7 separate regions of the Homo sapiens genome follow, and regions 1, 2, 3, 4, 6 and 7 are each linked to region 5. A link is a loop called in an ENCODE intact Hi-C map of the cell type or tissue named here. Cell type or tissue: HCT116. All regions are shown on one strand. Links, peaks and the distances in the headings refer to the core of each region. The heading gives the core; the rest is flanking DNA.

Region 1 (4,557 bases), core at 233-4,232, 340 kb after region 5:
ATGTTACATGTCAAATTGTGTGTATCTAGTTCAAGTCCTGATCCGATTTCATATAATCTCTATCTGAATAATTGGCCAAATGTCAAGAAGATGCATATCTTAAAGGGACTTTCAAGTATATTGCCAACGTGATTGGAGTATTAACAACAAATTTGGATATTAATTCTTGGTAATCTCCAATAGCATCTAATTTCATTTCCATTATTTCATAGATGCCTCCTTTTCATCTAATATTGAGCATTAATTAGTCTTTATTTGGCTGGAGTTAACATTAGCTAAAGTTTGAACTTAGGCTATAGCATCTGTGCATACATGTTTGATTTGTGAAAACCCAGCAGCATGGCAGTTCAAATATTTATTCATTTTCCTGTGCTGGCTCTTAAGCACATGTGCATATGCAAAGTGACCTAGCTTTGTGAATGGTCATACACAGAGAAAAAGAAATACATATAGAATAAATAATTTGGGCCTTAAAAAATATGTATATATGTGTGTGTGTGTATACATATATATGTATAGCGTTCCTTTTTTGAAAACTTGTAGCATAAGGAAATAGGACTGAAACATTCATTATTTTCTATGAAGTAACATTAATCTCACAATTTTCACTCCACTTTTTGACTAAGGGTGGATTTTTCCCCTAAAATCTTAGAGAATCATAAAAAATGAGATGAAAAGTCAACTTCTGAGACTGTGTATTCCTTTACCCCACCTGTGTGCGACTGTTTACTTCAGACTGCTTTATGTTCCTCAGAGCACAACCATCTCCTGTAAAACAAAAATGCCTATTAAACTGCTATAACTCGGGAGCACACCGGAGCATCCCCTTAACACTAACCATGGTTTGACAACACTATCCCCAAACCACATCTTTTGCTTTCTAATTTGTTAAGCTTAACTGTAATCTTTAACTTTCCAAAGTGAAGGCAAAGAAATTTTCTTAATGTATTTCTTTGTGATAGGGAAAAAGTGATACTTTTCTTCTACTTCGTCTTCAAATTTCTTCTGGAATTTTTTTTCAGTGACCTTATCTCTACTTTTTCATTTTCCCTATTATAAAGAAAATAGTCATCTCTTCTTTCATACATTTATCTTTTCCATATTTGATGAGCACGCCTCCCCGCACTTAAGAAAACATTGTAGGAAAAAAATATTAATCTAAAATTGTACATTGTACTCTAATATCTGTTTTTCATTTGTCTCCCCCATTAGACTCTAGGCTTCTTGAAAGATTTCTTCTTTGTTTTCTACACCCAGTTCCTGCCTGTCATATAGTTCAAATATCAATTAGTATTCGATGAGCCAATGAACCACTTCATCAGGTCAGAATCCAGAAGGATACATTTTGAAACTAATCATGACACTGTGATTTTTAAAGGGCTTCCCATTGATCTTTTCACTCCATTCCAAAGGTGTCTGAAAGGCACCAGAGGGAAGGCAAAAACTCCAAAGTATCAGCCCCCCAGTCTGTTCTCATGAGAGCTGCTATGGCTCATTGCCACACATACGCAGTCTGATGTTAATCAACACTAACTAGAGCAGCTTGTGGCTATTCTCATCCTTGAGCAGATGAAACAAGGCCAGCAGCAGTGAGGGCACTTTGCTATAATAATCCAATAAATACTTTTGAAATGATGCTTACTTTTGTCTTTTGCATTAAAGTCTAAGCGCAAAGCCAAGTAGAATAGAAAATAAAGAACACTTCCCCTCTTCCACAATACCAAGCAGAAATTCCAGAGATTTTGCCAAAACTCCCCCATAGATTTATCGCTTCTTAGGAGACTTTGTACAGAGAACTACAAAATCTCCTTTGCACCATAAGGGCCAGATGTTACTGTTGAATTGTAACCACCCATAGCTACATGTGTACACACATTTCACAGTCATCTCTAAATGCACACAGGAGGCACAATGAATGGAAGTTAAGACCTAACCTAGGCTTTTTCTAGGTTCAGAGAAAACCCTGACTAGCTACTCCTGGTAGATGGTTTCTCCTCTTTACCAAAGCCTCCCATCACTAGGGGGCAGGTTCATTCCCAACTTAGGAAGCACTAAAACAGAAAAGCTTTCAACCCCAGAAAAGTGGTACCTAGAGGTGTGATTTGTATAGCTAGCTGTAGCTGAGTCTCATCCTCACAATGTTGCATCAACATTTGATCTGAAATAAATCCTTCAAACTTCAGATATATCATATTCCTATCTAATTATCAAAATACATTCCTTAGGTACATTAAAACTTTTTGATCACTTACTATTGTAGAATACCTCAAACTGAACTCCCCTATATCTGATCAATACCTGAGTTGACCATTAATTTTAAATTTAATTCAAAGTGACAGTTTTCATTCTAGACCTTCCTTGGATAGCCACAGAGATGTGTTATGTACAAATTATTTCAGTCATCCAGTTTCAATGAAGAGGTAGAGTTCAGGTGGATTTGGAGTGGGTATGAGAATCTAGCCAGATGGCCACAAAGACAGTCCTGGTGCTCTGGAAGAACAACCACAGCATAAGCAAGAAACTGGAACACCACACCTGGTATAGGCCAATCCCTCTTTTCACCACAATCTGGCAGTCTTTGGTAAAATAAGTGTAAGGGGAAGGATCCAGGCTGGAGAGGAGTGAGCAGAAAAATTGAGTACAGGATCTCAGAAGGTACAAAAAGCTACGCAGAAGGTACAAAAATCTGTTGCCTAATACAGCCTAATGACAAGTCACAAAAATTACCTTACTGAATTAGAAAGACCTTATCTTGATTGTATGGGATTAAACCATATGAAATTGCTGATAATTGATTGGTTCTGACCTACAAAAATGCCAGTTCAGCTAGCTCAACCTGATAGTATGAGTCACACGGGGTGAATGCTATGAAGACGCTCTGCCTCCACCTATCCTGGTGATACAGGTCTGCAGGAGGGTTTGCATCTAGAAATCAGAGATTTTTGTTTTTTAAGAGTCAGAGTCTTGCTATGTTGCCCATATTGGAATGCAGTGACTACTCACAGGTGCGATCATAGCACACTGCAGCCTCGAACTTCTGGACTCGAGTCCTCTTGCCTCAGTCTCCCAAGTAGCTGGGACTAAAAGCATGTGCCAACATGCTTAGCCCTAAGATTTTTTTTTTTTTACTTAACCTCCCCTGGAGCTCCAGTTTTTCGTTGAGGGGCCTCAGGGGCATCCTGGGAGGGCAGAGATGGATTGGAGTGGAGGCCACGTGAATGAGTCTCAGAAATACCATTTTGTCTGCTTTCTGTTGTAGGGTTCCACATAAGATCTAACATAAAAGGTGTGGGGGAGGTTCTTATGCTTTAAAAAAAAAAAAAATGATTCAAAGCCTCCAAAGCCTGAAGTTCATTTTTTGAAAAGTGACCCAAACACAAATCTTGACATTCTGGAATATTGAAGTTTTAAAACTAAATCCGGAGGGCCATGAACAAGTATGTCGATCACATAATTTCGTGAAAGGCAAATTCTTGATAATGGTCATCCTCCTTCAGCCAGGTAAATGTCAAATTCAAAGAAAATATATTCAGGACAGCACTGTGAAATTTCTGAGGATAAGAGCATATTTCACAGCACATAAATGAAAGTGGATCTCGGTGAATGTTCTATACAGAGAGAAAGGTTGTGTTTTGAACCTTTAAATAACTTTGGACAAAGGGTGAAGAAGGATATTGTTCACACCACAAGTCAAAAGCCACTCCCATCAATGTGCCCAACCACACAAGTCGAGGCTGCTGCTGGCCTTGATGGTTCATGGCCATTTGGAGTGTTTGCAGAGAGATTGGATGATTACTTGTCTAGAATTTGAGCTGTGTCTACTTATTCAATATTTTGGAACATTTTTTCTATAAATAACCGGTCAATTTTGTCTAGAAATCAGTGAAGTGATTAAGTAATAGGTCTATGTATTTATTGAAATGTTGTCTATATGGTAGGGATATATTCATCTGTCAGTTCAGGCAGATAAAACTGGCTACACTTGTGTGGATACAAACATGATCATAAACCTCACTAGTTCAATGAGCTGGCTTACATCTAAAGGACTCTTTTGGAAGTTGAAAAACAAATATCTTTTGCGTAAACATTTTTAATATGACACCATATTTAACTTAAAATTTTAAATAACAGATGATCCTGTGAGATGCTATTTTGTGAGGTGTGAAAGGCCCCCAAAATGTAACTCTCATTGAGGAATTTTTATAGAAATTAGGGTTTTTACATTCTTTATTAGTAAATAGCTAGAAGATCTGTCTTATACTATATTGCTATGAGAATGGAAAACAATCTACATGAAAAAAGATTATGCTATGGCACAGAAGTACCTATTGGTTGAACAATGGTCATATGATTTTAAAACAAAATCATATGATTTTAAAACAAAGTGGGCAAAATCACCTACTACTGCCTGGCAAGAAGCAAAGGATCTAATTATATTAAAATTCTGCTGCTTACATTAAACCCAGAGACTCATCTGCACAGACAGCCATGTGAAGGGCTTCTTTCTTTCTAAGGTCAACTTGAGACCCTTTACATAATAATCATGTTTGCTTTACC
Region 2 (4,557 bases), core at 164-4,163, 490 kb after region 5:
TTCTCAGCCTTTGAGGAAAATAACTTCCCTATGATACAAAGCCCTGAATCAGCATCTAGGATGTAAATACTTATGGACTTTTTAAAAAGTGAGCTGTGTTTAGAATATAGTAGGCATTCAATAAATATTTAGTAATATTAATAATATTTCTATGTTCATTACTAACATGCCTTAATCTTTAAGATAGATACAGTTGTCAAACTAAGGCTCAGAGAGGTTAAGCAACTTGCTGAAAATCACACAGGACGTATGGGAGCAACAACTCAAAACCAGCTTGAATACAAGATAGCACTAGACAATAATATTCCTTGTTGAATGAACTGAGGAAACTCCCAGGCTTTCCAATACTTTTAACTCCCCTGTGAGGTGGGGAGAATCAGACTTAGCTTGTTTTTGTCATTTAGCAGCCATTAGGCATATTTTTCTCCCTGTGCTTTCTCCTTTTAAAAGTCTTAAACATTCCTGGGGACACTACAGCAATATATTGGTCTCATGATTAACTGTTTGCTGGAACAATGGCGTGGGCCCTTTTTGTGTATTTCAGGCAATTCCTCAATAGTGTTCATATTTAGTTTTTATGGTTTGCCATTTGAAAGATCTATTTGGAAGTCTGAAAATAAAACTGCTTTTCCCACAGACTAGTTTCTGTTTCCATTTGGCAAACTTTAACACTTCTTTCTCCTCATTTTTGGAATTCAACTGAGGTCAATATGGCTTTGTTTTTGGCCTCCTTTTTACTATTTTCATCCTTGTGCGCCAGGAAGGCCAATGAGCTCATGAAAACATGGCTGCCCCAGGAAAGGATGATACAGACTCCTAAAGCTGAGGACATTTGAATCTGTGTCCCAATGCCATATACAAGGGCACTTTCCCCCATAGGTCAGCACTCCTACTGACACTAGAGACTCCATCGCTGCTAACAACAGGACTTGGGTGAAATCTGTTGACCAGGATTTCACCAGCCTGTCCTTACCTGCCACTCAACTTCTTGAAGGAGTTTCCCAAACCAACTTGCAACTCAAATAATTGAAATTCCCACAGACACCCAACACCTGCTCACCCTCTCTGGACATTCCGAGGACTTCTACTTCCCTTTGATATCCAGTTACCTCAAAGAATGAGTATTTATTTCACCATCTGCAAGATATAACTCTGTGTCAAGTGTCAAAGCTAGCAATGAAATAAACTCTGAATAAATAATGGGAGTCAATATTTGTGATTACAAAGAGATCAGTAAGTCTGTCAGTCGCTGCATACAAAAAGAAAGAGTGCCCTTGAGAAGGGCAAAGAGGCATCCTTGAGGGAGCCCTTGCACCTTCAAAGGGAGCAAAATTACAAGCAAAACACATTCATCCCAGGAAGCTCATCTTGTTCTGCCCACAAGTTGTGTGTGCCTTTAGTTTTGAGTCTTGAGTGTTCCCAGTTTCTCCTCTTATGTGTACCTCTGGAACTTTGCTATCTCTCATTAATATTCTTCTGATTATTGGTCCCCAATTTTGCTTCATGTCTCTCCTTAATGTTCTTCTGATTATTGGTCCTCAGTTTTGCTTCAGTCTCAAATAGTTTTGTCATGCAACTTGAGTCTCTGATCTTCCAATCTGTCCTTTAGTTTTTGTTTGTACTCCACCACATCTTCTTTGACCACTTACCCAGTGAGAAAATATCCACACAGAGACAGTGGAAGGTTTTGTTCAGACTTTCCACTCAAGGCAATGGTTTTTTTTGGTTAAAGGATTGCTTATCTTCCAAATACTATATCTATCACTAAATTCTAAGAGTTATTCCCTACTCTAAAACCTTTAGGTTTGAGTGTGGGCTGGAATCTGAGATAGAGTGGCATTCCTATACTAAACTATATCCATATATCTTCTCATCTTGATCTTGCTGTACGTGTTTGTGTACATAATTCCACATAGATGCATATAGCAAAATAGAAACATTTATTTCAGTTGTTCTTTAAAAACACACAAAGTATCGCACTGCATTTCTCTTTCTTCCTATGAGTGCGTTTCTTTCACAGGGGTATTTAGATAACCAAAAATATTCTCCTGAGTTTTCCTGAGCATTGGTATGACACATAACCACTAAACCTCATATTAAGAAAAAGCTGGCTTAAATAAGAAATTGAAAAATCTGCCTGCAAATAATACTGTAAAAGTTTACAGTCCATCCTAACCATCAAGGATATTTTCCATAACTTTAGGGTTTGATAGTAAAATATATACACACACATATGTATGTTTCTAATAACACAGCACTAAAGTAAAATAAACCTGCTTGTCCAAATACGGTTGCGTTTCAGTCAAAGTTTTGCTTAATGTTTTGAGAAGCGCTTTGGTGAAGATAAATATTCTCAGCCTTAGATTTTATGTCAGATGCTCAGGGTGCCATCTACTGGCCGACTCTGGATTGGGACAGTTTTGTTTTCGGTAGGAACCAAACTCCATGTTGCCACTGATCCACAGCTTCAATGGTGGCCCAATTTTAAGATAATGCCATCTGTGTTGATTTCCTTTTTCAGAGAAGGACATCCAGATTGTTGAGTTTTATTAGAATGAGAAGGCATTTTGTTTTTGAACAGCGATCTTTCTTTCTTCTTTTTTTTTTTTTTTTTTTTGACAGAATCTTGCTCTGTCCCCCAGGCTGGAGTGCAATGGCGTGATCTCTGCTCATGACAACCTCCGCCTCCTGGGTTCAAGCGATTATCCTGCCTCAGCCTCCTGAGTAGTTGGGATTACAGGCGTGTGCCACCATGCCTGGCTAATTTTTGTATTTTTAGTAGAGACCGGGTTTCACCATGTTGGCCAGGCTGGTCTTGAATTCCTGACCTCAGGTGATCCACCCGCCTCAGCCTCCCAAAGTGCTGGGATTACAGGCGTGAGCCACCGAGCCTCGTTGAACAGCGATGTTTCTAATGACACGAGGCCTGAGCTGCGTACTGCCCTGTCACATCAGATTGCTGTGTAACTGCAACCCGATGCCTTGCTCTGTCTGGGACTGTCTGAGTATCAGGTTGAGGATAGGGAGCACGACTGGCCAACTATGTCTTCATGGAAATACCATCCTGGGAGCATACAGCATTCCCAGTAAAGTGATGCCCATGAGAAACGAGGGAAGGGGTTGTGTGTTGGTGCCAACACAGCCATCTCTCTGAAAAAAGAGGCCTCCTTTCTGCCCTGCAGAAGCCAGGAGGTTACTGCAGGCTGCAGAAGATGTGCACCTTCCCAAGAGATTTTTTGGCAAGTTCTCTCTTGAGGTCCCTTCCTGGAGAGCAGGTCCAATGCCTTCCTCCTTCATGATCTGCCCAATGACTGCATGCTCATTTTATGGTATTTTATCTTTCAGAAGCCAAGCTTGTGCCGCCCGGCCCCTTTAATGTTTTCTGTGTCTCAGGTGCAAAAGGGTTCTTGTGGACATTCCACACAACAATAACGAATCCATTTATCATCCTGCCCAGCCCCCTGTGGAGCTGCTCTGAGTTCAGAGCTCCCACCGGCCTTGACGCTTTTGAAGGTGAGTCCACCTCGGCCACAGCCAGAGGGTTTCAGAGCTGCCCCAGTTGTTGTTGAAGCTGGGGACTGAGCAATCATGGCCGTTTTACCCAAGGGGGTTGTCCACAAATCAGGAAGTGTCCTGTATGTCTCTGTGTGGAGACCACCTGATCATACTTCTAAAATCTCTTTTTTATTAAAAAAAATTTATGAAGAAACCATTTTCCAAGAATTAAATTAAATTCCAAACCTGATGTGTATGTTGAGGCTAGAATCCAAGATTCAGAGGAGGATAGAGTCCCTCTTCAACCAAGTATCAAGCTAGCCCCTTTGAAATGCTGTGATTGCCTGAGGTGGCTAAAAAAAGCTTATGTAAAAAAAAAAAAATTGGTAGAAATTGGGAATCAAAGATAATGTCTTCACCCTTTACATCAAACACAGGTTTATTTGTATGTCCTTAAAAATATTCACATGAGCCCAGCACAGTGGCATGCGCCTGTCTTCCCAGATACTTGGGAGGCCGAGGCTGGAGGATCACTTGAGCCCAGGATTTCGAGGGCAGATTGGGCAACATAGCAGGGCCCCTATTCACATGACTTATGCAACAATATCAGAAGCATACTGATCATTTTAACAATTAGTCTCTCTCCCTGAGAAATAAGAATAGAAACTTGGAAAAGACCGTGGTGTTTCCAAGAGCATACAGCATAAAGTCCTGGACCCCAAAGAGAATTTTAAACAACACATTCTACAAGCATAAGTGATTTAAAAAATAAAGGTTGTTCACAAACATTGTTTTATCTTAAAGAGCCAGTCTCACTTCAGTTGGCACAGAAAAGAGACATAGAAAAAAATGGATGTGTCCCGAAAGATTTGATGATGATGAAAACACTGCTACAAACCAACTAATACTTCACATGTCAGTATGGTAGACGGAGGTTTCATTATCCAAAACAAGATGGCGGTTTTTCTGCCTAAGAAATCTGGACTAAGAAGACTTTCAGAAAATGATATGTCTTCAATAATTTAACCAAAAATGAAGGGATACAAAACAGATTTGTGAAGC
Region 3 (4,557 bases), core at 177-4,176, 290 kb before region 5:
ACAGTTTCCTTAATGTATTAAAAGAACACTGGATTAGGAGTTAGAAAACTCTAACCAAAGCTCTGTCCTTAACTTGCGTGACCTTGAACAAATCAATAAACTTCTCCTGATCACAGTCTCTTCATCTTTATGAGGAATTAAAATTAGATAGTATATTTAGTTCTTAAATTCTGTGATTTTATTAACTGTCACTTGTTTTTACTTTTGACTTTAGGTTAATCAGATCTTAAAACTCAGTACTAACTAATGCTGGGAACTTATACAGAGAAGTCTGCTGAGTTGTGGTGGGAGGACACAGTTTCCATGTTTGAACATTAGAATTCCTTGCCTCTTAATCAAGACTGAAGCATTATCTGAGGAGGAATCAGGAAGCCCAATTTTATACATAGTTTTAATGCTAGATAAAAATTAAGTGTAATTGTAGCTTAGACTAGATATCATGATAGCTTTCAGCCAAGTGAGGGTGAAATAAATAAAATTTGTCTAAATAGTACTAATTAGAGTGATAAATTATACTTTTTTTCTACCCTCATACATATAATTTGTGGTTGTGATTCTTATTTGACATTATTGGCATATTTAATAGTTTCCATGAATTGAAGAGTCACATGGCTGTAGCTTATAAATATATCATAGTTTTCTAATGTAGCAATTAGAAGTCTTAGAGATATTTTGCAAATGGTGTTAGAAAGTCATTGATTATCATCTGTATAACTAGAACTCCATGAATCAGCGGCTTATGGCTCCAGAGCTTAACACAGTGCCTGGCACTTAATAAATATATGTTAAATGAATCAGTAAACATTTGGAATGTTTATGTGTAGGTGAAGTCATAGCTGTAAGAGAGTACAAATTTATTTGAAACTCCTTTATATGGGAAGATTAAAAGTGAAGTTCATAGTTTGGTTTACTTTTGAATTTATTGTCTGACAATTTTTTCTCACTTTATTGCATTAATACAATACAGGGGATGTCATAGGTATAAATCACATTGTAGCTAAACAAAAAACAAAAGTGGCAACAGATTCAATGCATGTTATCCAGAATTGCTTTTACCTTTTCTTGCAAACAGTTTTGAGTTTTGGTAGTAAACTGTTTGAGGCGGTGAATAAGTACGTAGTATACTTAGCATAAGACTTAAGAACTCTGGCCCTTTTGATCACTTCTTTGCAGCAAATTATTGTTTGTTGTGCTTTAAAGTCTCCATTTGTAAAGAGGAAATACTACAGATACACATTAAAGCCACATCCATCAGTAACAAGTACTTATTCAATTTGAGCTGGCAATAGTTCATTAATAGAACTGATGTACTTAAAAGATAATCAGAATCGTCAGTGTGCTGTTCACTTACTGAATGCATTGACTTTCTATATTAGTTCTTCAGAATCTTTTTTGGGTCATGAAAAATATGGACAACCTACATAGTGCTTTGATAAAAGTTATGACCTTCTTTTCCAGAAAAGACATATATGCATCTACACATGTTTTCATATAATTTCAAGAAATTTTTTGTTAAGTCTTCTGAAACTCTTCAAAGGGGGTTCTTTGACCACATATTCAGGACCTCTGTTCTAAAAGATGCACATGAACCCAATCTAAAACTCGGATCAGAACACCGTGTTTCTGATTTCTGTATTGGTGTCCCTAAAGGAATTCTCTCCCTTGTGTTCAGATTAATGCCCTCAGTTCTCCAGTTTCACCATTCTTACCCAACATCTGACCTAACTTTATCTTACCTAATTTCTTTGATTATATTAAAATGCCGAGGAGAGGATTTTTTTTAAAGAAATAGAAAAAAGGACATACAAATTTCAACCCGTAATTCACAAAATAATTTGCAATTAGTTGATTAAATGGTATCCACTTTTTCCAGTAGATGGCACTAGGTTTACATTCTTTCATAGCATGAATGATTATTGATATTAGCACATAGGTGCATTGTGAAAACTTAAACAAAAGTATATAAGGAATAGCCAGTTAAGAACATATGGATTTATAATCCACAAATTTTTCTGCTTATATTATGTTCAAACAATATTTGTAGAGCACAAAACCTTTTTCCATTTTCAATAAGATTCTGACTCCCTTATGCTTGGCCATCTCATTGAAATTGTCTTTCATGTGTAGACTTTCTATAAACTGAAACAAGTTTTCATAAATTATCTTGTATCCAAATAGCTGATTTAACAGTCATTTATAGTTTTATATGCAGCTAAATTTTCTTCAGCAGACCACCCAAGAATTAAAGAAAATTTCACATTTTGTTTTGCTGTGTTTTGAATTTTTATAGAATCTTGAAAATGTTATTAGTTTAGCATGTTGACTGTTAAGCATGAATCGATTTTTGCATGAATGAAAATATTTTAGAAAACTAAGAAAAATTATATTTAAAATGTTGATTAAATGAGTACTCTGATGCAGCTATATTTTTCTAAAACAAACTGTTTTAGTAGCCCTATAATATAATAAAGTTTTAGTTAATGTTGAAAAGTTGCTGTGCAGCATCTAATTACCAGATGAACTTTTAATTATCTGTGACAATGGATATTAGTTAAGGCTAAATTGTTATACAACAATAAGACTGTATGAATAAGATGTTGGGCATATGGTTTGTTAAGTGTGGATTCTCTTGATTTTCTGGTAAATATGGAATAAATTCTTTATATACCTTAAGAATTATAAAATACATAACACCTAGTAACAAGAGAGTTTAAATAGGCATGAAAAAAACAATTAAATCTTAGTTTTGTTTGAGAAATTCATTAGTTAACAATGACTGTACAGTGTGTAAAACATAAATTCTGAAAACAAATGATAATTCTACAGGGTTAGAATATCTAGACAATATGCACTTTGGAGGAATCATATAGGCAATTAGATGCTTATTTATCTAAACATATTCACAATAATGTTATGTGACAGATTGTAGAAGGATTTATTAAAATGAGCTAACTCTTGCTCTCAACAAACACAAGTTTAATGAAGGAATGAGCCATGAATGACAGCTCACAGATTCAGTAATATTGTGGGTAGATATTTGATGAATTTTTACTATCATCCTTTCCTAGTTTACAATTTCATCCTAAACATTTTATTTAGAGATTGAATTTCTCATAACTGCTTCTGCTAGGTATACTGTAATTTAACATTCTTTAAAATAGATTGTATTAAGATGCAACGATAAATTATCTGAAATTACCTTTTGTGCCTTTGCATTTGAAATCAACGATTTACTTGAAAATTTTAAATCCTTATTTCATTTATTTCAATTTCCTATATATTTTTATTTTTTAAAACATTTAGTATATTTACGCTTGTATTAGTAATTTAAAAATGCGTGTTATAAAAAATACACCATGAGGCCTGGCGCGGTGGTCGTACCTGTAATCCAGGCACTTTGAGAGGCCGAGGTGGGCAGATCACTTGAGGCCAGGAGTTTGAGACCAGCCTGGCCAACATAGTGAAACCCTGTCTCTACTAAAAATACAATAATTAGCCGGGCCTGGTGGTGCGCCTGTAATCCCAGCTACCCAGGAGGCTGAAGCAGGAGAATCGCTTAAGCCCAGGAGGCAGAGGTTGCAGTGAGCCGGGATCGTATGATTGCACTCCAGCCTGGGCTACAGGGTGAGACTCTGTCTCCATCTCAAAAAAAAAAAAAAAAAAAACCCATGAAATGACAAAAGATATCAGTTATTTAGATGGTTAATAAGAGATATACTTTTATAGAGTTTAAATTTATGTATTAACTTTTATGATAAGCATTTCTTTCAGTACTAGATGTATTTATTATATTGAGCCACATAGTTGCAAGGAAGGAATGGAATGTTAATTTTTATCACTAGAGTATTTGAATTTGAGGCAAGCAAAGAAAATTCAGAATCCTGTAACTATAGCTTTGTAGGATTTTGTTTTGTTGCAGAAATACATGTTAGCGCAGAAAGATAAAACTGTTTATATTATATTCCACTTGATTAATGTTTTAATCTTCCTTCTGCAAATTTTAGATAATCTCACAGCAAATTTCAGAGCTTCTCATCATATTATTGGTATTGATGAAGAAAGAGATTAGACACTGATCTGTATTTACTAGTTTGTTTCTACCACCAACTTGCTTTCTGGCCCCAGGAATCTTTGTTTTGTACCTTTTATTCCTATTCTGCATCTGTAAACTGAGAATTTTGTAACATTCTTGTCAAATCTTTTATAAAAGATATGACCTTCAGGTGAGGGTTATTGTATTATATTATATTATATTACATATTAGCTGACATTTTCCAAAAGTTTGTTCTGTGCAATTTAAGTGCCTTGTTGTAAGGGAGAAGAAATTGGGGAAAAAAAGATGGGGGTGGAAGGGAGGACGCCAAAAAGTCTGGGAAATGTCATGGGTTTGATCAGGCAAAATCTGTTTCAGTTATGGAAAGTCCTTGGTTCCTGCAAAGCAAGCTCCAGAAAGGTAGAAATTTTTGTCTGTTTAGTTCACTGTTACAATTCAGCAACTACAGTTGTGTCTATCACATAATAGGTGTTCAATAAATATTTGTTGGATGAATGAATGCT
Region 4 (4,557 bases), core at 201-4,200, 65 kb before region 5:
GTTGAGAGCCTTCCTGTTTTATCAGCTGTTTATTCAGTTCTCTCAAAAGACCTCTGCGTCAGGCTTCCCTGAAGTTCAGTGGTACACTCTTCTGAACCATGCTTCCTTTCAACCAAAAGGGGCCAGGCACAGTCTAGGTAATGGACAAGGGACGAAGAAACAGGCCCTGTGTTTCCCTTGCCTCAATTTACCGTGCTGTGGACTGGACAGAAAAGTCTTCCCTGGACTGACTCCCCACAGAGCTACAGGAAGCATCTGGCGGTAGAGGGTAGTGGCTAAAAGCATAAGCTCAGAGTCAAGTTTCGGCTTGGGTTCTAGCCCCGGTCACCTGTAACCATATCTTCTATTACACTGGGACCTTGAGCAAGTTGTTTAACTCTCTGAGCTACAGAGTCCTTATCTGGAAAATGGTGTATTGTATCTAAAAATGAATGACAGGACCTAGCATAGTCCTTGACACATACACTCTCAATTAATGGTAGCCAAAGAAATGAGCAATAATAAAAATGTTTCCTAGGCCTTAGTTTTATGCTAGTAACTACGGGTAAATGATGGCTGGGAGTAGGGAAGAAGAGTGCCTTATTTATATGTAGGAGCCTCTGGCAAGCGCACATGAGCTGTTCTGGGTGCTGGCTGGGGAGGTACCACAGCACATCTTAGGAGCCATGCCTGCATTTAAGGAAGGACTGCAAAGGCAAGAAGCAGGAATGAGAGACCTCTTGGAAAAAGATGTGGATTTTACATTCATTCATTCATTCATTCATTCATTCATTCATTCATCTAGCACTGAGGAGCTATTGCAGTTGTGGCTTTTGGTTACTTGTTCATGTGTCAGACCTTTGCTAGCAGGATTACAGAGATGAATGGCACCATCCTTGCCCTCAGAGAACTGACAGTCTAAAGTTCTAAAAGCAAACTGGCAGTGACAATAGAAGATGCTAAGTCTGAGGAAGGTAAGCACAGGGAACACGGGAGGTGGGGTGACTGTTCTGATTTGTCCAGGACTATCTTGATTTTAACACTAAAAGCCCACATTCCAGGAAGTCTTTCTGTCCCAAGCAAACAGACAGTTGGTCACCCTAGTGGGAAGAGTCAGAGGAGTGGCAGCACCTGAACTAATCTTGCCAAGTCAGAGAGGGCTTCTTGGCAGAAGGGATGGCCTACAAGGAAAGTAGGAATTAGCCAGGCAAGGATGTTGATGAATTGGAGGTGGAGTGGGTCTTAAGTAGAAAGAACCGCACATGCAAAAACCTAGAAGCAGGCAAGACCATGAGGAAGTGGGGAACCCTGGGGAGAGAAGGTGGAAGGCCTTTCTTTGCAGTGGACAGCCATTGCCCTCCAAATATGTTCCTCTTCTCCTTGATCTCTCCTCTGACTCATGTTGATTGAGAATGTAGATCGGCAAAACTGTGGGAGATGCTGTCTAGGCAACTCTCACATTAGAAGGGAGAAAAGAAGATGAATTTTTCCCAAGGTCCCTTTCAAGTCTTTGATTCTAAACCAAGAATACACCCCATCAGGCCATCCACAAGGGAGGTGTTCACTCTGTGTATAAGATAAATAGCCTACACCTTCCCTATGTATGTCAGCTGCCTTGAAGAGTGACACAAGTCATCACACAGTTGATTTGGCAGCAATGATATGTCCATCATAAATGCACCAGCATGGATGTGTTTGCTGGGCCACCACCAGCTGGCTGAGCCACCGTGGAGATGAAAGTTTAATTATTTTGTTTTTCTAAGTAAAAAAAAACCCTTTCCTGGTGAGGCATCACACCCTTTCCATTGCTCATGAAGACCTAGAGAACTAGCTGGAGTTCGTTTTTTCCCCATTATTCCCTAAATGTTGCTGTAAAGAATGCTCTCTGACGTGACTTGTTTCTGTATTTTACAGAGCCTATTCTGTTAATATGAACAGTATTAAGTCAAGAGGGTACCTGTTTTGCTTTTCAGCACTTCTTTCCCAATGTGAATCACTTTGGGAAAGGTGATTTCTAGATTGTTAATCCTTTAGGTATGTGTTTCATCCTCTAATATCAGGCTGGCATAGACACACTGGGAAAAAAATGAAAATAAAAACTTAATGTCTTTTCTATAGCCTGTCCCAGAGAAGAAAAGAACGCAGGGAGGAAGGAGTCTTGACATCACTTAATAAAGCTTTATGAGTAACTCCTTTACTACCCTAGATAACATTGCTAATGCATATTGCTCAATGAAAGAAAATGTCCCAGGCTATGCTTTACAACAGGCAGAAAACTTTGAGCTGTCTTGCCAATGCTTTATACTAAGTGCCAAATCCTTATTTCTTTCTTAGGCATTTATTGTAATAACATGAATCATGATGCATCACTCTGGTATTCGTGTGGCTGCTCAGTGTTAAGTCCCCAGGACCTCCATGGAGTTGACTTTATTTGGTTTTCCACTTCCGCTTCTGAGTGAGAGCCACATGAACTCAGACGTGAAGGCTCACAGGAGCTCAAGTGGGCGGACCTTTCTGTTGCTGTTTTGGTCTGCCTGTACTCAGCGGTTGTGGTATGTGCAGACCTGAACACTTGAGGGGACATTCAGCTGGAACTACCCCCATTTCCTGTAGTTTCCACTAAAACAAGAGACTTAGGATGATGTTCAGGATTGCTCAGACAGTTGCAAACCTCTGGGGCACTTGGAAGAAATGTGGCTATTAATAGAATTTTTGAGCATTGACGTATATGTTTTCTAACTTCCCATATATAATCCTGAGAGTGGGGCTGGATGTTAAACCCTGGAAGTAGGGAGTTTCCAGAAAACCATTCAGGATATCAGTGTCAGGTTTCTGACTTGATGAAGAGTTTGGATGAGTGGCTTCTAGATACAAAGGTTAATAGTGTCTGTTTCAAAGCCTAAATGGAATGCTGTGCTCATCTCCAACTTTGTGAATGTTCAACTGGCACGGTCAATTTATTCACTTTGAAAGTCTTAACCGTGCTGGTGAACCAGCAGGAGTGCTGTTAGGAATATTTAACATAAGCAAAAAGGAAAGGTAATGAACATTGAGAGCAATTGAAAGGACGATCCTGTGAAAAATATGTGACCTTACCTGAGTGTCTCAGCTGAGTATCAGTCCAGCAGAGCACCAATCACTTGCAGTGGCTGTGGCAAAGACACTGATGGCTTATTCATTGATTTGTACAATAAATATTGTGCCCTCACTACATGCCACTTACTCTGCTAGGCATTGGAGATACAATGCTGGACAAAACCAGACATGCTCCTGTCCTTCCAAACTTAACAATTTGATCTGAGAGACAGATATTAATCAAGTAGTCACATAAAAATACATAAAATGTCAACCTTGACAAGGAATTGGACAAGGTACTATGAAAGGCCTTGACCTAGTTGGGGATATAATGATTGGGCTGAGACTTAAAAGATGAGAAGTAATTAACTAGGATACCACAGGCAGGAAGAGTGCTTCAGGCAGAGGGAACAGCTCGCACATGTGAAGTTGAGTGATTCACCCAGTCATACAATTAATAACTAGTAGAGTCAGAGATGGGTGAAGAGCTCCAGGGGTCTCAGTTAGGAGTCTTACTAGCCCTATCTAATAGAACTTTTTGCAATAATGGAAATGTTCTATAGCTATGCTGTTGGATACAGGTAGCCATTAGTTACATGTGGCTATTAGCTCTTAAACTGTGTTTAGTGTGATGAGGAACTGAAGTTTTATTTAATTTTAATTAATTTAAGTATAAATAGCCAAATGTGGCTACCATATTGGAAAGCACAGATCTATATGAACCAAGTCCTGAACTAGCCCAAGCTACACAGGGCAGAAGGTTACTAAAGAGGAGAGGAAATAATTTTTTTTTTCTGAGATAACGATAAGCACATTGACCTGGGGGCTTCATTCATTCACTCTCACTCAAAAACATAAATTTATTGGGTACTCACCATGTGCCAGGCACTAGGCTAGCCCTGGAGCTTCTCTGATTGGCAAGACCAATCTCCCACTCTTGAGGTATTCAGAGTCTGGTGAGAGCAGAAACACTCATAGTAGTAATAGCAATACATTGTGATTGAATTGGCAGGACTTTGCTTTTTTAGGGTTGCTTACAATGGGAAGAACTGAGGGGTCATTCTTCTCTAATCTCAACCCTATAGGCAAAGGTCATGGTTTCTAAATTCCAACTGCTCCATACTCCAAGGTCTTCAAATAAAGAGGGAGGGCTTTAGTATAACACACTAAACACTTTAAAAAATCTCCCAAATTCAGTATACCAGTATAAAAAAAGAAGTGGATTTGCATTTTCATGTAGGCCTTGCATGCCTCTTCATTTGTAGGGCATCTATTGCTGAGTTTGGGGAAGTTGGGCCCCACCAATTGAAATTCTTTATAAATAGGTCATGAGACTTTTACTCAAGGATCCAGTAAGTGACATAGAATTTTAGTCAGAGCCAAGCTGTATTTTCGTGGGACTTTCAGGCATTGACTTTTGCTTCTCACACAGGCTAAAAAGGGAGCTAATAACTTTTACATATTTTCTAAAAGCACTTTCTCACAAGCAGTGGCTGTTCAAAC
Region 5 (4,557 bases), core at 318-4,317:
CTTTCAGCCTAAATGTTTGAATGCAAAAACCAGATAATTGGTAAATACATGTTTTTTTAGGTTTTGCTCATTTAAATTATCTGGATTCAAAGATGCAGTTTTGGTTTATGGCATTGCTCCACACAGAAGAGGGCTTTTACCAAAAGCATTTACCTATGAAGTTTTAAAATTTTCTTTTTAATTAAGTTCTTACTGAAATTTTTGCCTCCCTAGAGAAGACTTCATTAAACAAACAATTCTATTAGCCCATTATTTAATTTTATTTTTAATTATTTTATCACTTCTCCCAAATGACCTAGACACTTGCTCTGCCCATTTCTGTCAAGAGCAGAATCACCAGCCCTGTCAACTCTCTCCATACCTTGGGTGGAACAAAGATCTTTGAAATCTCATGAAGACCAGCAGACCCAATCTTTTGAAATAATGGAGACTGGAGAAATTAAGTGCAGAATATTCAGTTAACTACTTACCTAACACACACAGTCACTTTCAGAAAACTCTATGAAACATGGAAATCAAGATGCTGAAAACTCAGAGAAGGTATTTACTAAATTTTTCCTTCTCCATACTTTGTCTTTATAACTAGTGATTGGTACTTGACCAATAATGGTGAAGTAACTATGGAGAAGGACGTTTCTTGGAAAGGCTTTCCTTTCTTCTGACTGACATGGTGGAGGAACACAATCTTATTTCTGCCTTAAGGCTAATGACAATCTTTTGATACAGCATTCAAGGTTTTCCATGATTTAGACCCAGTTTTTCTTCCACTCTTATCTTCCACCACTGCCTCATTTCAGAATCTCTTTGCCAGCCAAGTGGGTATTTGATATAGATGAAGAATAAGGCATGAACCATAACCTTTTAGGAGTTTAGGGTTTAGTTAATAAAATAAGACTAACATACATAAAAATGAATGATGTAAGAGGGTTATGTAATGAAGGTTCATTAATATGGCATAAACTGTAGAGTTTATATGAATTTGAGAGAGAATGGATTAGTCAGAGAAAGCAATGTGAGCTCAAGATGGTTCTTGAAGAATGGGGAGAATTTCCATAGATCTGGAGAAAGGATGGAGGAGAAGAGGAGAGGAGGATGCAGCTAGGTGAGGGAAATCAAAACAGTGGATTTTTGCAAATAGGAATGCACATAGTGTTGGTGGGACCATAAACAAACCAACATGAATGGCAAAGGCAGTTCATGTTGAAGAGTAGGAGGAAACACATTTGGAGACACAGAAAGGAACTGGGTTGAGGTAGGCAACTTAAAAATAGGCAGAAGCACTGAAATTTGGTGGAGTATAAAATAACCATTGAAGGCTTTTCAGAAAACATGTGGATAAACCATCTGTCACTAAACTACAGATGACTGAAATATACATCGACTGATTTGTTTTTTTACTATGCATATTGGGGTTTCTGTTCAGCATTTGTCCAGCTTTCAACAAATCTTTATTGAATACCTATTATATGCTGGACAATATGGAGAGTGATAGCACTACAGGACAGACAAGATCAAAATCGTTTCAATACTCCTGGATCTTATATTTCAGAATTATTCATTTTCATTATGTTCTTTTGGCCCAGATCACTGTATCTCAGATGGAAAAGTTTTCAGTAGAAGTGATATCTTCACCATTCTGGGTTTGTAAGTTTCTTTTGTTTAACTTAGCCTTCCGGGAAGTTGATACTTGAAGACACAGCACTGTAATCCAGGAGACGCCTTGTCCGACTGCTCCAAATTGGTCAGGAGCCTCTCAGCAGTGCCCTTGACACCTTGTGCTTCTCCTTATTTCTAGATAGCATTTAGAAATAGCATAGTTTTGTCATGTCCACTTTCTTGGCATCTGCTATCTACTCCAACTAGATCATGAAGCAGGATATCCCAACATCTCTGTAGTACCACCGGAGGTGATCGACAAATGTTGGTTAAATGAAATTAATGAATGGAGGGGATGGATATGACTTTTCTTTACCTGAATATGTTTTTCTCTGGGGCAAGTTTTTGGTAGAGAAAAGTAGGGCTAATGTAAGAGAGAAAGATAAGTTCCTTCTTTATATATGCGATAACATTTTTGAAATGTAACTGTGCTTGGCTTTTCTTGTAAGACTAATTGGAATGTGGTTACAGAGCTGGATATCTTGTTTAAAGGTGATTTAAAAATGACAGATCCCATACATTTTTTCATTTCCTTAACAGCTGCAATGTTAGCCTACTCCATAAATCACAACAGTTGGTTCTATCTTAATGCCATAGGTATTTCAGTAATATAGACTGTTCAATAAATTATTGGGTAGTTATTAGAACGAGGTAAATTTGACTTAACATCTTAATTTGACTTAGGCATCTTCCTGGAACCTTCTTGCTCTGAGGTTTGGATGAAAAACACTTTGGATATCACCGTGAGACTTGCTACTTCCGATTCATTGTCTAGTATTCTCCTTGGCAGCTTTGCAAAACAAATCTTGGAAAGCTCCTAGAGAAAGCCATTCTTTTTAGAAAACTTGGAGTCTTTTGAATTCACGCTGGATGACAATGACAGTGAATGAAAGTGTTTGTCCTGTTTGTATATTTGCCTGCTGCTTTGCTCATTCACTCGCTATTCATTTTTTCCAATGGATTATTTATTTATTCAATTTTCAAAACTTAGCAAATATCCTAGATTTCAAAGTATCCTTGTACCCTATGGTTATGGGAATGTGTCAGCCAAACTCTAGGTGGCGCTCCACATCGAATTTAGGAGGCAGGGGAAGGAGTGTGGCAGTGGAGCTCTCAGGATGGCGTCAGAACCACAGAACACCCAGGCTGATCCCGAGAGCTTCCCGTGTGGGGGCGGAGGGTGGGGCAGAGCAGGATGTGTGCTTGGGTTTCACTTGGAAAAAACATACATCATATTGCAATATAATTTACTTTGAGATTTCAATTTGGAAAATGGCATGGAAATAATCCAGCTTGAACATCGTCCTCCTCACCTCCTGGACTAGGGCGAGGGCCCCTTATATTTCTTCATGGCAATTGTGTCACAGTTGTAAGTATTAAAGTATTTGCTTAATTATTTGTTTGATATCCGCCCACTTTGGACTGTAAATTTCACAAGGCAAGGACCTGGCTGCATGGCTCATAGCTATTTGCCTGCTGTCTATCACAACACCTAGCAAGTGACAGACGGTCAATAAATGTTTGTTTTGTTTGCTTATTTGGCTGCTGCTCCATTCATTTGCTTCACTGGGTTATTCATTTTTTCATTCCTTCGTCTCCACCCTTCCCTTCCTGCTCCACCCTACCCTTATCTTCCATCCCCCACTCCAACTCTCCCAGTCCTCCCAGCCCTCCCATCTACCCCATTCCCCACCCAGTCCCACCCTCATTTATCATAAGTCTTAAAAGTTAAGAAACCTAAGGGGGCTGTAGTGGGGTGGGGCAGAAACTAAATGTATGAAAGCAATCTTTAAATAGTCGGATTCTCAAAATCCGGAGAAAGAGTATTAAAAGGTAAGAAAGCAACAGTTTTGCCAATGCAAAAGGGAAAGTGTGGCCCCCTCAGCGGTCATTTCCCCATGCACTATGGCTTTCCTAAGCAGGTGCTGCACCTCCTGGGTTTTGGCAACTGGATGCAGAAGACCGGCAGAACTCTTTCCTCTGAATGGTCTGGACTGGGGACAATTGGCTGGAATCACAAGTGGCTTCTTTGCTCACTCTAGCGGTACTTCAGCTTTCATAAACAGCCGGTTCCTGGAGCTGTAAGGTTCCAGCACATCGGGGATTTCCCTTTGTTAGATCCTGACCCGCAGAGCTGTGTCCCAAGCCAAAACTGTTGTGTTCACCTCTTAAAAGGCTTTCAAAGAAGGAAGGGAGGGAGGGAGGGAGGAAGGGAGGGAAGGAGGAAGGGAAAGAAGGAAGGAAGGAAGGAAGGAAAAATTCTGGAAAATATCAGTTGTTATTCACAGACACCTAACTTGCCATTTTTAAAAACACATTTTAAAGTTGATATGAATCGAAAAAAAAGTTATTGTGATATTGGCAGTCAGCTCTCTACTGAAATGATGTGAGTGGAAAAACAAGAGTTTGGAAGAATGCGTCCCCCAAAATTCTTACATTGTTACCAACCACAGAAACAAAACATAGTGCTGGAAAGGAATTTCAAGTCATAGATGCCAAACCCCTGATTGTGTAGATAAAAATAATGAGGCTCTGAGGTAAGTGACTTGCTCAAAGCCACTCAATTCAGGAGTTAGAGCCAAAATTCATGACTTCTGGCCAATTCTGGGCCCTTGCCACTCCACAAGCTGCAGTTTTTCTGTTTTAGCTAAAATGAGTTTCAAACAGCCTATCCACCATAAATGTATTTCTTCAACTCTCATTCTCTTGTATAAGGCCTTACAGGGGACCCAACTTCTAATGTTGAAGGAAAAATATTGCATCTTTTAAAAAATGGTCAAAAGGAAAGGAAACTTCTAGGCATATAAATGTCACATCACCCTGTAAGTAGGAACCCATCATTATTGTGTGGGTAAGAAAGAAATAATTAAAGAAACCAATTTCAGTTAATTCCACATGTAG
Region 6 (4,557 bases), core at 212-4,211, 94 kb after region 5:
CCACCACGCCAGGCTAATTTTTGGTATATTTTTTGTATTTTTAGTAGAGACAGCGTTTTACCATGTTGGCCAGGCTGGTCTCAAACTCCTGACCTCAGAAGATCCACCCACCTCGGCCTCCCAAAGGACTGGGATTACAGATGTGAACCACTGCCCCCAGCCAAATCTCCCTTTTAAAAGAATATTTGTGATTTCATTTAGGGCCCATCAGGATAATCCAGGATAACCTCCCCATCTCAAGAAACTAAACTTAATCCCATCTGCAAAGTTCTTTTTATCATACAAGGTAACTTTCACAGGTTCCAGGGATCAAGACCCAGGTCACTTGTTGGGGGTTATTATTCAACCTACCACAGTGATAAACACATGACTTAAATAGCAGGCTGGTGGCTTGAAGTTCTAGTTTTAAACTGGGAATAAGATAGAGGTAATTACACTAATAATTGCCAACTTTCTAAAATCTGAATGCCTGAGAAATACAGATAAGTAAAGCAAAAAGCAGTTATGACTACCTTTTTGATAACCTTAAGTCATCACATATCCACTTCCTTATCTTGAAAATAGAAAAACAGACACCAGGTATCTCTTCTATTATTCCTAATGTCAAAATAGAAATATTTGCAACAGGCTTGCCGTCGCCAGTTGTAATCACTAATATAATTGAGGATGCAACCATTTCTTCCTCTTTTTTGTTCTCCAAGATCAGAAATCTCTATAAGATTACTATTTGGGCTTTCACAATCCACTATTTATATCGTTCTCAGTAGTAGATGGGGAGGATGAAAGGACAGGCAGGTCCAATTTCCCTTCCTCTTTAACTTGAATATATGATAGTTTTACTTATTTGTCACTCACTCCCATTTTAAAACATTTTTATTAAATGTGGGTGATAGACTGTACTTAAAACTTTGCTTTTCATTTCAGCCTCTGCTATGTAAATCAAATTAATGATGGACCCAGTTAGCTGAATAGTTAGAAGAAAACAGATTTTGTGGAACATTCAAAAATTTCTTGCTTTTTGCAAACAGTGCAGAAGAATGATTAACAATAAACACTGTTGCATACTCCATAAACTCAGTATGTACTTGATTTGGTAAGTTGGCCCTACCAACTATTCTTGATTCATGCTCATGAATGCTGAGAGATTTAACTTTCCTCAGTCTGGTTTATAACTCCTCAGGGAAAAAACTTAGACAGTTATTGCTATATGTTGAAAACTACAATTGGAGCCTTCATTATCTGCCGCCCACCCCCAACCACAACTTAATAATATGTAAAAGAGATGGATCTTTGAGCAAAAGATTTCTAAGAACTTTCTAAACTGTAAGTTTTATGATTATCTGTTTTCATGTTTGTTGACAAAAACAAAACAAAACAAGAGAAGAGAAACAATGATGAACACACATTTCTTCTTTGTGTGTGAACCACTTGCCTTTGTTTTGGCTTGGAATGGTCACTCTTGATGACAGATCCAGCCTCATATGTCACATTCTTGCCACTGTCTCTACACTTTCCATTGAGATTGTCATTGACAGAGTGACATACCTGGGAACCGCACCAGTTCCCAGAACCATAATTCTAAATTCTGCCAGACCATCCTGCAGTCTCTAAATTCCAATGGACGTTTTGTAAGGTGAGAAACCCTCTCTCCTTGAGATTTGTTTACTTTGCAGTTAGTGATGGTAAGGGAGTCCTTTGCAAACCATTTGCTTGGAATTTAAATGTATAGTATTGCTGACAGAGTGCTGAAAATTCATCACATGGTGTACTTAGCATTTTCTTTCTCTAAGGGTATGGAATGGGGGTGTCCCTTCCCTGCTGTCCCTCCCAGTTATTCTGGCTATGAGCAGAGTATCCCTATGATGACTCAGCCCAAGCCCTGCCATCCTCTGCTGCCATCCAGAAACTGGCTCACAAGGGCTCCCTCACCACGGGTTTGTTTGGAGGGCTCACTTCCAAAACAAAGATTAAAATGCCTTTTCTCTTTAATAGTCTCACTGAACACTATTGCTTGTTAATGTTCAGACACTAATAGCACTGGAAAGAGTCGTTCCTTGTGTCAACTCATCAAGTAGTCTAAACAAGCCTGTTGGAGGCTGGCCAGTTCTGGCCAGTCATTGACCACAGACATGATCTAGAAGGCTATTACAACTTGTGGAAGTGAGAGGTAGCTCTGCTTCCTGTCTAGCCCACTTCCCAGGGATTCTCCCCAGAACCACTGGACTTTGAGGCCAGTGGGGGTTGATACTCAGCTATAGACTTCAGATATACCTTATTTTTTAGCACGAAAATTGAGATGTGTGTAAAAGCTTCAGAAAGGCCAGAAAGAAGAGGATTATCTGAAGTGATGCTTGGCAGCTGGAAGTTTATAATTTAGTTCTGTGGTTAGAGAGTACTGATAGTTTTTGTCTTACTTGTGTTTTTGATGAATGGGTGGATTTGTGAGAGTTCTCTTTTTTGGATGATTGTGGTGCTTGTTCAGGGATATATCTCTGGTCTTCTTTGGATTTGCCATGTTTATCCCAGCCATATACTTCCTCTACAAAAAGAGCTTTATGATTATTTCACATCAATAAGATGTGTGAAGATAGGTGAAGAAAAATCTTCAAATATGCCCTTCTTGCAGTAGCAAAGAACAAATGAAAAGAAAGTAAAAGATTATATTGGGAAATGTTTGCCATGTTGTGTTTGCTTTCTAACCCTGGAGTATTCCTCAGGGCAGGGGAAAATGTGGTTATACATGTTACATTGCATCTGAGATCTAATTCTTGCCTCATTATTTATTTATAAACCTTTTATTAATCATTGACTCTGTGCCAGGAACCATGCTAGATGCCAGAGATTCAAAGATGAAACAACCTGGTCCTTCCCTCTCTGGAGTACACACACTTGAAATGAAACAATTGCTGTCTATGATGGAGGGATGTAGACAGTATGAAACAGAACACCTAGGAGAGCCTGGGATGACTTGATTAAGAAGTTTCTATTTGAACTGAAACTTGAAGGACTATGGGGATTTGTTGGACAAAAAAAATCAAGAGAATGGAAAAAGGGTGAGTGAGGCCGCAGCCAGAGCTACAGAGGCACTAGAGCAGGGGTGGGCATGGAGACCAAGGGAAATCCAGGTCCTCTCCTCTCCTGGGCAGAGGCTTGGAGGGAGACAAGACTAGATAGACAAGCAGGATCCAAGTCATTCAGTGCTTTGTAAATCACATTTAGATTTTACTCTTCATCTAATGGTAGATGACTGAAAAGTTCCAAACAGCAGTGACATGATCAGATTTGCAGGTGAATAAAAAATCACAATGAATGTATATACAATGGGATCCACTTGTCATCTGGCATCTGGTCATTATAGCTGATCAGGACATAGAGAAAAAACTATCTTTCTCTCCATCTGTCTTTCTTTCTCTATCGTGATCCATAATGGATTTAAGAAGGTTTTCAAATCTTACTTCCAGGTTTATGCAAGCCATGGAGAAGTTTATTGAGGCTTCCCAACATTTTATCTTTGTGTTGGTGTCACTAATTCTTTTTTCTCTTGATGCTTTCTCCCCAGAATCCTATGATGCCTTGCTATTTTTGAGCACTCAGTGATTTAAGGTTTTTTTTTTTTTTTTTGAGACAGAGTCTCACTCTGACGCCCAGGCTGGAGTGCAGTGGCACGATCTCGGCTCACTGCAAGCTCCACCTCCCGGGTTCACGCCATCCTCCTGCCTCAGCCTCCTGAGTAGCTGGGACTACAGGCGCCCGCAACCACACCCGGCTAATTTTTTTGTATTTTTAGTAGAGACAGGGTTTCACCATGTTAGCCAGGATGGTCTAGATCTCCTGACCTTGTGATCCGCCCGCCTCGGCCTCCCAACGTGCTGGGATTACAGGCGTGATCCACTGCGCCCGGCTGACTTAAGGCTTTTAAAACTGTACTCAAACATAAAGCTGTGATAATTAAAATAATATGACATTAATACAAGATTAGAAAGAGATCAATGGAAGATGTAGTTGATTCATAATCAGTGTAAAAACTTAATAAGTTTTACACTTAATATGTGTAAAAACATAATAAGAAATAAATACCACAAATTAATATTTTATGAAAAATCATAATACAAATTATTAAGGAATAATAAAGGTCAATTTCATTAGTAATCTAAAAGGACTAATTAAAGCAAAATTAAAATAAAAGGTACTGACTATCAAGCAAGCAAAATTAAACATAATGCCTATGAGGCATAGATGAGAAAGATATTCTCTTATTCAATGAAAGGATGCAACCTTTCTCGAAAGGCTTTAATGTATTAAAATTTGAAAAAAAATGTTTATATCCAGGCCGGGCGTGGTGGCTCACACTTGTAATCCCAGCACTTTGAAAGGCCAAGGCAGGGGAATCACTTGAGGTCAGGAGTTCGAGACCAGCCTGGCCAACATGGTGAAACCCCGTCTCTACTAAATAAAAAAATTAGCCAGGTGTGGTGGCACATGCCTGTAATCCCAGCTATGTGGGAGGCTGAGGCAGGGAGAATTGTTTGAACCCAGAAGGCAGAGCTTTCAGTGAGC
Region 7 (4,557 bases), core at 322-4,321, 380 kb after region 5:
ACACTACAAGGTAACCAAAACAGCATGGTGCTGGTACCAAAACAGAGATATGGACCAATGGAACAGAACAGGGCCCTCAGAAATAATACCACATATCTACAACCATCTGATCTTTGACAAACTTGACAAAAACAAGCAATGGGGAAAGGATTCCCTTTTTAACAAATGGTGCTGGGAAAACTAGCTAGCCATATATAGAAAGCTAAAACTGGATCCCTTCCTCACACCTTATACAAAAATTAATTCAGGATGGATTAAAGACTTAAATGTTAGGCCTAAAACAATAAAAACCCTAGAAGAAAACCTAGGCAATACCATTCAGGACATAGGCATGGGCAAGGACTTTGTGTCTAAAACACCAAAAGCAAAGACAACCAAAGCCAAAATTGACCAATTGGATCTAATTAAACTAAAGAGCTTCTGCACAGCAAAAGAAACTACCATCAGAGTGAACAGGCAACCTACAGAATGGGAGAAAATTTTTGCAATGTACTCATCTGACAAAGGGCTAATATCCAGAATCTACAAAGAACTCAAACAAATTTACAAGAAAGAAACAAACAACCCCATCAAAAAGTGGGCAAAGGATATGAACAGACACTTCTCAAAAGAAGACATTTATGCAGCCAACAGACACATGAAAAAATGCTCATCATCACTGGCCATCAGAGACATGCAAATCAAAACCACAATGAGATATCACCTCACACCAGTTAGAATGGCAATCATTAAAAAGTCAGGAAACAACAGGTGCTGGAAAGGATGTGGAGAAACAGGAACAATTTTACACTGTTGGTGGGACTGTAAACTAGTTCAACCATTGTGGAAGACAGTGTGGCAATTCCTCAAGGATCTAGAACTAGAAATACCATTTGACCCAGCCATCCCATTACTGGGTATATACCCAAAGGATTATAAATCATGCTGCTATAAAGACACAGCACACATATGTTTCTTGCAGCACTATTCACAATAGCAAAGACTTGGAACCAACCCAACTGTCCATCAATGATAGACTGGATTAAGAAAATGTGGCACATATACACCATGGAATACTATGCAGCCATAAAAAAGGATGAGTTCATGTCCTTTGCAGGGACATGGATGAAGCTGGAAACCATCATTCTGAGCAAACTATTGCAAGGACAAAAAACCAAACACTGTATGTTCTCACTCATAGGTGGGAATTGAACAATGAGAACACATGGACACAGGAAGGGGAACATCACCTACCGGGGCCTGTTGTGGGGTGGGGGGAGTGGGGAGGGATAGCATTAGGAGATATACCTAATGTTAAATGACAATTTAATGGGTGCAGCACACCAACATGGCACATGTATACATACGTAACAAACTTGCACGTTGTGCACATGTACCCTAAAACTTAAAGTATAATTTAAAAATATATATATATATATATATATATATATATATATATATATATATATATATATATATATTTAAAGAAAATGTGGCAAAAAAAAAAAAAAAAAGAAAAGAAAAAAGAAGTCTAACACATAAGGAAAAAAAAAATTTTCTGTAACCCTTACTAGTATGTAAGCTCCTGGGGCAGACACCACATGAAGTATATCTGTCTCTGTATTGTGAGTCCCAGGCACATTGCCCGACACATAGTAGGTGCTCAATAATGTTTGAGGAAGGAAGATGAATTTCAGTAAAGGAAATAGAATTTATTAAGATTTATTAAGATCTCCTATCCCATCCCCTCCTGGAGATTATTTCTTTCTCTTTCTTCCACGTGGCTATCTTTGACACTTATGCTTACCTTCCCTAGGCAGTGTCATATGTTCTGAAACCTTCCTGCAGCATCAAACACCTGTCCTATGTCACATTACCACTGGGACTCTGCCCTCTTCTGGTCAATATGGGAACTGATCTTTTTTTTTCCTGATGCTATTTTAATGGATGATTAAGGGCTAACCTATTTTCCTTCTTTGTCTGTATTTCTATCTTAATTGGCAATTTCTGGAAAAACAAGAACTAGCCCCAAAGTAAAGACTTCAATCCATTTCTGTTTAGTAATATGTATATAAACCAAGCCAATTACCAAATTCATGAGGGATGAATCCATGTATACAACCATGGCAGTCTTCTTTCATGAATTTAAGACCTATTTATTGACTACCTATGTTAAAACAAAAACTTCCGCTGAATTAAATTTAAAGGAGTCTAATTGAGCAATGAGCAATTCATGAATCGGGCAGCCCCCAAGATCACAGCAGATTCACAGATACTCCAGGAATGCCTATGGTCAGAACAAATATATAGAGAAAAAAAAAGGAAGTGATGTACAGAAATCAGAGGTGAGGTACAGAAACTGCTGGATTGGTTACAGATTGCTGTTTGCCTTATTTGAACACAGTTTGAACACTCAGCAGTGTACAAGTGGTTGAAGTATGGCTGCTGGGATTGGCCAAGTCTCAGCTATAGTTTCAGGGCATATTCCTAAGTTAGGTTTTCAATCTTGTCGGCCTATTAAGTTAGGTTGCAGTTCACCCACAAGGACTTAAATAAAGAAGTACAGAGTCCTTCTCAGGCAATATTTAGTTTGCTTTAACAAATCCCCACTTTTGGTCATTTTTCTCAATTTTGAGGCATTAACCAAAACATTAGTCATTGATGTCACTATCACCATTGTAAATGTACTTATTTGGTCTTGAAACCCACTAGGAAACAGTAGAACAGTGAGTTTTGCAAAGGTAGGAACAAGGGCTTGAGTACAAGTTACCTCCTTTTGCTGGAATATTCTGTTTACAGGAGAAAAATGAAACCTGGTCTATTCTAAGATGTATGTGTTTGCTTAAAATCTTAGTTTGATTATATCACATGTAGCATGAGCGACTCCATTTTTGTTTGCTTTGGTCTGCTGGGGCCTAGTGCATGAACTCAGTCCAAAACAATGGCCTCCTGTAATTTTGCTTTAAAAAATCTCCCTTTTTGCGTCAGGTTCTCACTTAGGTGAGAGTGTGACCAAAACTTAGGGTCTTAGTGCCACACTCAGTTACCATCATTTTGGGTTTCCAGTCTCAGCATGTCATTCATAGGTTACAGTGTCCTTACGGTTGAACACTTCTTTCAGCTCTTGTCATTGCAGTGAAGACAGACCATTTGACATTCTAGAGATGGCTGCATGCAAACATTTAAAACCTTCGAGAGAATACAGTATGCCAGGGAGACTGTTATTATGACTTTGGGGAGGATAATACCAAGAATTTGGAGTATGCTCCTTACTAGGGTCCCCACAAACCAAACCACCTAAAATCAAATAGATTAGAGAATGAGCTAGACAAAGAGTCTACTCACTTAACTAAGCAGTCTCTTCGTTAATCCCCTACAAGTGAATCTCTATAATCTACATTTGATGTATTTCTCCATAGGCCACGAGGGCCAGCAGCTGCACAGATACTTTTCTGTTCAGCCACTAAATAATCTAGAGCAATTCTATTATTTAGCATAACTTTCAGAAGAGAATTTAAGTCTGTTGTGTAACCATAGCCTTTATAGTAGAATCTGCTACAGAGCCTGTCATGAGGGATACATTTCTAATCATTGTCTGTTTTATTCCAAGCCATGAAAAAAGAACCTAACAAATGATGCCTCTCTTGAAGAGTGAAGGCCTCCTGGCAATGTTCTCTTTAACCCATGATGTGGGTTAAGAAGAGTGAACCAATGTTCTGTTTTTGAGTGATTATGAGGCAACATATGTACAACTAAAGTTTCTTATCTACATTAGGACTTTTTTTTTCTTTTTTTTTTGAGATACAGTCTTACTCTGTTGCCCAGGCTGGAGTGCACTGGTGCAATCTTGGCTCACTGCAGCCTCTGCCTCCCGGGTTCAAGTGATTCTCCTGCCTCAGCCTCCCAAGTAGCTGGGACTACAGGTGCACCACCACGCCCAGCTAATTTTTGTATTTTTAGTAGAGATGGAGTTTCACCATGTTGGCCAGGATGGTCTTGATCCCCTGACCTTGTGATTTACCCACCTTGGCCCCCAAACTGCTGGGATTACAGGCGTGAGCCATTGCCCCAGCCAGGCCTTCATTTTTTTATCTATCAAAGTATAAGGTTATCCATGTATACGGCTGGTTGCAAAACCCTTCACAAATAAAAGCATAACCCATAAGTGCACACAACAGACCCCCTTTTCATTTCTATTGTTCATAGACACATAAACAAGGAGAAAAAATTCAAAGATAAGAGTCTCATGAGAGTAGAGAAGTCTTGATCCATGATCTCGGGAAAAGCTGCTCACATCAAGGATGCCATCTTCTGGAGAGAAACTTTCCTGGTTAGCTTTACCTTAAGGATTCCAGCGGGTGTACAGTTCCAAGAGTGTGGAGGGACCCTTCTCAGTTGTGACATTATGAACCCAAAGTTCAAGTGTCCAAAGTCTTGTTGTAGTGTAAATGGCAAGGGCAGTCTTTCCCTGATATTTTCAGAAGATCCCGTTTTCAGGTTCTAGTTTGTGAAGGAGTTGACTGTCCTCAGTAAAACATAAAAAGCTTTCTTTAGCTGGTGAAATTACAATGTAGCATA

Evidence for each region. A loop is a pair of places that touch in the nucleus more often than their neighbours do. Peaks named below come from ENCODE experiments on the same cell type or tissue, not always from the same donor. Only the 100,000 strongest peaks of a DNase experiment are listed, where the experiment ranks them.
Region 1: a loop joins it to region 5, with 4 times the contacts of the local background. A loop is called at or near these places in 3 of 110 quality-filtered maps.
Region 2: a loop joins it to region 5, with 4 times the contacts of the local background. A loop is called at or near these places in 32 of 110 quality-filtered maps.
Region 3: a loop joins it to region 5, with 6 times the contacts of the local background. A loop is called at or near these places in 11 of 110 quality-filtered maps.
Region 4: it touches region 5 in a loop (8-fold over the local background); 4 of 110 quality-filtered maps call a loop at or near these places.
Region 6: it touches region 5 in a loop (4-fold over the local background); 13 of 110 quality-filtered maps call a loop at or near these places.
Region 7: a loop joins it to region 5, with 19 times the contacts of the local background. A loop is called at or near these places in 40 of 110 quality-filtered maps.

Annotation. Positions count from the first base shown.
Region 1 is chr12:65,941,926-65,946,482 of GRCh38, forward strand. The region is part of intron 3 of HMGA2 (high mobility group AT-hook 2); the gene reads left to right. HMGA2-AS2 (HMGA2 antisense RNA 2) reads right to left here. Exons shown (of 4, transcript NR_199060.1): 3 at 713-768. Among named protein-coding and RNA genes, the nearest start is that of HMGA2-AS2, 4.5 kb to the right of the region's middle. In HCT116, for the core only: a CTCF peak has its summit at 2,011 (motif pointing right); no DNase peak of the experiment used is centred there; H3K27ac peaks cover 4,000 bases.
Region 2 is chr12:66,085,172-66,089,728 of GRCh38, forward strand. No RefSeq gene overlaps it. Among named protein-coding and RNA genes, the nearest start is that of LLPH, 43 kb to the right of the region's middle. In HCT116, for the core only: a CTCF peak has its summit at 2,394 (motif pointing left); a DNase peak (open chromatin) is centred at 2,400.
Region 3 is chr12:65,312,029-65,316,585 of GRCh38, forward strand. The region is part of intron 2 of MSRB3 (methionine sulfoxide reductase B3); the gene reads left to right. Among named protein-coding and RNA genes, the nearest start is that of MSRB3, 36 kb to the left of the region's middle. In HCT116, for the core only: a CTCF peak has its summit at 1,888 (motif pointing right); a DNase peak (open chromatin) is centred at 1,883; H3K27ac peaks cover 4,000 bases.
Region 4 is chr12:65,534,755-65,539,311 of GRCh38, forward strand. The region is part of intron 2 of MSRB3-AS1 (MSRB3 antisense RNA 1); the gene reads right to left. Among named protein-coding and RNA genes, the nearest start is that of LINC02454, 66 kb to the right of the region's middle. RefSeq lists an enhancer at 1,527-2,726. In HCT116, for the core only: no CTCF peak of the experiment used is centred there; a DNase peak (open chromatin) is centred at 2,387; H3K27ac peaks cover 4,000 bases.
Region 5 is chr12:65,599,957-65,604,513 of GRCh38, forward strand. The region is part of intron 1 of MSRB3-AS1 (MSRB3 antisense RNA 1); the gene reads right to left. LINC02454 (long intergenic non-protein coding RNA 2454) reads left to right here and starts at 2,913. Exons shown (of 3, transcript NR_146529.1): 1 at 2,913-3,025. In HCT116, for the core only: a CTCF peak has its summit at 2,707 (motif pointing right); DNase peaks (open chromatin) are centred at 2,755, 3,125, 3,735 and 4,145; H3K4me3 peaks cover 1,947 bases; H3K27ac peaks cover 3,605 bases.
Region 6 is chr12:65,693,645-65,698,201 of GRCh38, forward strand. No RefSeq gene overlaps it. Among named protein-coding and RNA genes, the nearest start is that of MSRB3-AS1, 54 kb to the left of the region's middle. In HCT116, for the core only: no CTCF peak of the experiment used is centred there; DNase peaks (open chromatin) are centred at 1,588 and 2,057; H3K4me3 peaks cover 1,036 bases; H3K27ac peaks cover 3,559 bases.
Region 7 is chr12:65,981,966-65,986,522 of GRCh38, forward strand. No RefSeq gene overlaps it. Among named protein-coding and RNA genes, the nearest start is that of HMGA2-AS2, 36 kb to the left of the region's middle. RefSeq lists silencers at 1,536-2,107, 1,684-1,978. In HCT116, for the core only: a CTCF peak has its summit at 1,879 (motif pointing left); a DNase peak (open chromatin) is centred at 1,836.